2 separate regions of the Mus musculus genome follow, and region 2 is linked to region 1. A link is a loop called in an ENCODE intact Hi-C map of the cell type or tissue named here. Cell type or tissue: left cerebral cortex. All regions are shown on one strand.

Region 1 (2,500 bases):
TTTTGATTGATAGGTTATATAATCATTTCCTCTACTGCGCATGTTCTTCCTAATAAGGCATCTGATTTTAATCGTAAGCACCCCCAATTACACATAGGCATAAGATGGTCAATAGAGATGGCTCAGAGGTTAAGAGCACTCTTCCGAAGGCCCTGAGTTCAAATCCCAGCAACCACATGATGGCTCACAACCACCTGTAATGAGATCTGACTCCCTCTTCTGGTATGTCTGAAGATAGCTACAGTGTACATATGAATCTTAGAGAAAAAAAAAAGGTGGTCAGTAGAGATTCTCTCTAAAAGGCAACTAAAGGACACAGTTGACTTATTGTGCATGCATCCAAAGCTAGTTTATGCTGGATTGAACCTTCCACTCTTTATAGGATGAACTGGGAATACATTTGAACAGAAACTGTTTCAATCTTGGTACTAGAGGTCAATAAATGTGTATGTTGTTCATAGGTGAGAACCCCCCCCCCCCCCCGCCACACACACACCTCCTATTTGTAGGTGAGGGCGTGAGGGAGTCCTGTGGTTGCTAGGTGACTTATTTGAATGGGATGTATACATAAAGCCTATGGGTCGGGGCATAACCTACCAGTGCACTATTACAAGAAGGGGGTGGGCTGCAAAACCCGAACCAAATAGAGTCCGAGCCTAAACCTCCTGTGCTTGCCTGACTCAACCATCACATACTTCTTCTAAAGAGTCCAATAGATGAGGGTGTAAGAATTCCAGATTTAAAAAAAAAAAATTAGCAAAGTAGCACTAAGTTTAAAATCTCTGTTACACATGGGTTCAACAGAAAATGTGATTCCGCCTGTCTTTCTGTCCTTGGCGTTTAACATACCACCAGGCACACGGAAAGCAGCTGAGTGACTGCACACATGCGTTAGAGGCCATCCCTTTGCTTTCTGAACCCTCCCACACTGCTTATTTACTTATGAAATACCCGGCTCACACTGAAAGTATATTAGACACTAAATTCACACGCATAATTGTCCCATACGTTAACAACCCAGAGAACCAACTCTAAGTTTTCTTATAAATAATTAGAAGGCATTTTGGACCACCTGGGTATCCGAATGAGCGAGCATTTCGGCCTTCTCTGGCGCCCTCTGGTGCTTGATATCTGCAATTACTTCAGAGCAGCTGAGGCTGGACTGTCTGAATGTGTTTCCTGGGTACAGACAGGTGCATGGGAGCTTACACACAGAGCATGCCCTGGAGAACTGGCGTTTCCTGTCTGAACGCCAGCTATTCAGTGTCATGTCAGAGCTGTGATGGCTCCTGTAGCCATTTTTCCCTGGTCTTTTCCTCATTTGTCTAAATTTCCTTCTGCTCCTTTCTTCCTGTACAACCTGTAAAACGAATTTTGTCTACTGTGTTTCTAAAAAGATCTCTCTCTGTCCCCTCTCTCTCTCCTTCTGTTTTCTTGATCCTCTTCAAAAGCTACAAGTGTTAAATCAGTAATATATAAAGTTCTAAACAGGACTGTGTATTGTTGCATGTTTTTTACTTTTTTTTTTTTAAGTGGAAGACTTGAATCCCAGTTTTCTTCCAGTTACCATGCGCTTCCTTAAGTAGAAGGCTGTTCCTTTCTGGCTACTATGAGGAAATAGATCCCAATGCATTCCCCTCTCATAGTGAAATCCTTCTTTAACTGAGTAGCAAACTCTTTTCAGCATCTTTAAAAGCAGCTGGTCCTGGGCTGGAGAGATGGCTCAGTGGTAAAGAATACAGGATAACCTCGAAGCAGAGCATACCAGACAGCTCACAACCGCCTGTAACTCCAGCTCTGTGAAATCTAATGCCCTCTTTTGTCTTCTTTCAGGCATCCAAGGACACATAGCCTACACAGAGAGACACACAAACATGTTGGAAACAGAAGACGCATAACAACAAACGCTTACTGATCTTGAGCTAGTCAGTCAAGGGCAAGCCCAGGCAGCTTTGTTTTTTAATGTTCATCTGTCATTATTTTCCTAAAGAGATGCCCTGGAGTAGCCAGAACAGAACCCCCACCCCCACCCCCACCCCACTCCCGCTGTGTGCTTCAGCATCCAAGTGTGACGAGATCATTGCTACTGGCCGTTCTCTGATTCTGATGAACACCAGAGTGGATGCTGTATGGACCGCTCTCATGATGATCCAGTTGATCCAGCTCTGCGGCTTAGGTCATTGTCCTCATTCATCCACGGATGGGAAAACCAACGTTAGAGAGGCTATGGATCATCGCCTGGGTGAGGTCTTAGTCACATGGTCAGCTTGAAAGTGATCCTGGGAAAGGCAGACTCAAAATGGGCCTCTGCATGTGCCACAATATAGAGCTCTGACTGAAAGGATAATGGGGAGTTGCTTGGCCTCTAAAGATGAATGATGATACCAAGTGGGTGACGTCTGAAATGGTGCACCCGCCCTGGGAGAGCGATGTGAACACATCCACAGCGAGACTGCTGTGAAATGTTCAAATCCTTGTTTATAACAGGAAAAATAACTGG
Region 2 (2,500 bases), 170 kb after region 1:
GAGAATCCTGACCTATAGAGATACACATTGCTTTAAATCCCTTCTGCTTGGCCCAGCTGTTGGGAATTTAGACAATAGCTTTTCCCATGCCATCTCCAAGATGAATACACCAAGCTAGGCTTCTTTGGGAAATGGACCTGATGCCCCCTCTCCTCCCTTGCAGTGTTCCCCACATGACCCCCAAGGCACCGCCTCAGCCCTGTAACCACTTCGTTTTCAAAGCAAGCCTGGCACTGTCCCAGGAGATGAACGGACGTATAAATGGCTTAACATTGTGACCCTCACACACAGTGGGTGGAGGTGTGTCCACCACCAGTGTTGCTCTGATCATGTTGTCTGATTGTTCATGTCAGCATGCAGATGCCAAGCACTGTGCCCACTCCAGCCCGAGACCAGCCCTGGGGCTGCCTACAGAGAGAGGCAGAACATGCCTAGTCATTTCATCTTCCTTCCCGTTTTTATTAAGGCAAGGCCTTGTTCTGTAGTTCAGATGGCAATCCTCTAGTCTCAGCTTCCTGCGTCTCTAGGTACAGCTTGTAGGACAGGCTACTGCCCAGGCTGACTCAGCCCTCCAAGGATCTGCAATGGAGGACAGTTTGTCCCTACCCTGCGGAATGAGTTCAGCCACTGTTTTGTTCAAACAGGGCCTTAGCTGGGTCAGCTCAAATTGGAACAGTATAAACACCATTTCTATTTCTGGAATGGCTTAATTTTCATTAGAACTTTAATTAAATGATCCCTTTTCTCCCCGGTCTTTCCTGTGCTTTCATTTATTAATAATTGCCCGAGTAAAGAGAATCCCATTCCAACAGCTTTCCAATTTAGCCGATCATTATCGCTGTTCTTTGTTCGGGGTTGTTGGGCCGCGGAGCTCTGATGAGATGGCCTGTCACTGCTTCTCTGGCGGACAGAAAGGGCAGAGAGCCGAGAAGCACGCTCCTGCCACCTAGTGGTTAGAAGAGACATTGCAGGAGGCTCGAGGCTGCTGGTGGCTCTGCAGCATTGCAGTGGGAACCTGGAACTGGATCTTATGAGGCTACACTGGGTTGGCTGGTCGGTGGTCCTCTGGGCATTCACGGGTCCAGGGAGTCTTTACAAAGGCAATTTTGGAAGCAAGCAGCGATCACTGAGATCTTAGCGGATGGGTTGCTTTTCATCAGGAAAAATCAGAATTAAGCCGTGGTGATTTACGCCAAAAGGATCTGAGTGGAACTTTAATCCCCTGGTTCAGGGGATTAAAAGAAATTAAAAGAAGAAATTAAAAGAAATTAAAAGAAGAAATCTTCCCCAGCAAAGATTTGATAGTCGGGAGTCTGGAATCCTTCTGAAAATGTTTTTGTTGTTGTTGTTTTTATTTTGTTTTGTTTTGGTTTTGTTGTTTTGTTTTTTTAATTAAAGAGCTAATGTTGAAAAGGCAGCTTCTAGGAGACACCTAGAAACAGATTCTCAGCCTGAGATTTAGCAGAGCCAGTTTTTGTTTTTGTTTTTGCTTTTGTTTTTGGTCTGGGGTGGTAAGACTACTAGTGTTTGGTGAGCAGCAGCCAGTGGCTATTACCACATAGGACAGCCTTCTTCCAGCAAAGAATGATTTGGCCCGGGAAGTAATTATTAGTACTCCTCGGAGAGAGTCTGGGGAGCCAATCAGAAGGGGAGGGGTTTTCTACTGTTATTTGAATCTTGCTTGTTTGAGATAAGGTTGGGCTCACGCTCCTGGCAGCCTTCCTGTCTCAGCCTGTCACATGCCGGGATTACAGGTGTACACCACCACACGTGGTCTAATGTGCATCCGAAGACTGAACCGGAGGCTTCGTGCTGCTAGGCAAACACTCTAGCAATGAGCAACATCAGCAGCCCATGTTGTTGGAATCTTCCCTCGGCATTCTGAGATAACTAGGGGTGGGGGTGGGGGAGCAGCCGGCCATTGAGGTAGGTCAGTGTGTTCCTCGGAAGTGATACAGAGTACAGTCTGCCTCGTGGACAGGTAATATGACGAAGATTGAGTTACTGCTAGGATGTATTGAGTATTTTTAAGCCTCTTATCTCACTTACTTTGGACCCTGCAATAGCCCCGTGAACGAGATCCATCCATCCCTAGCAGTTGGAGGTGCTCTCAGGCCTGGTGGAAGCCTGAACCCCCACTCTTGCCCTTGTGGCTGCACTCACAGAGGGTGTGGCTCGGGGCATGGTTTGGGGCGTGGCTTGGAGCGTGGCACAATGCATCTTCACTGCATGCATTTTGTCATGGTGTCTAGAACAATTTTAACTCATTCTCCAAAACTTAGAAAAGGAAGATGGTATGCAGACTCACTTTCTGCATCTGGACCTGAACATCTGGAAAAGGTCATTGCGGATTGGTGGGAACAATCTGTCTGCTGCTGCCGTCATTCCCCATTTGTGCCTTCCTCCTTGGGCCCCTGTGCTGGACTCTCTAGGTGCACGAGCCCATGAGCCCTGCTGTGTACTCCAGAGTGGGGTAGATCAGAGTGAGGACTGCAAAAAG

The links. Peaks named below come from ENCODE experiments on the same cell type or tissue, not always from the same donor. Only the 100,000 strongest peaks of a DNase experiment are listed, where the experiment ranks them.
Region 2: a loop joins it to region 1, with 3 times the contacts of the local background. A loop is called at or near these places in 2 of 42 quality-filtered maps.

What each region holds. Positions count from the first base shown.
Region 1 is chr7:49,753,818-49,756,317 of GRCm38, forward strand. It overlaps Gm32962 (a long non-coding RNA gene), which reads left to right. Exons shown (of 2, transcript XR_391460.2): 2 at 1,834-2,344. Among named protein-coding and RNA genes, the nearest start is that of Gm32962, 2.2 kb to the left of the region's middle. In left cerebral cortex, a CTCF peak has its summit at 1,113 (motif pointing left); a DNase peak (open chromatin) is centred at 1,121.
Region 2 is chr7:49,922,662-49,925,161 of GRCm38, forward strand. All of the region lies in intron 5 of Slc6a5 (solute carrier family 6 (neurotransmitter transporter, glycine), member 5), which reads left to right. Among named protein-coding and RNA genes, the nearest start is that of Slc6a5, 14 kb to the left of the region's middle. In left cerebral cortex, a CTCF peak has its summit at 952 (motif pointing left); DNase peaks (open chromatin) are centred at 297, 583 and 940; H3K4me3 peaks cover 398 bases.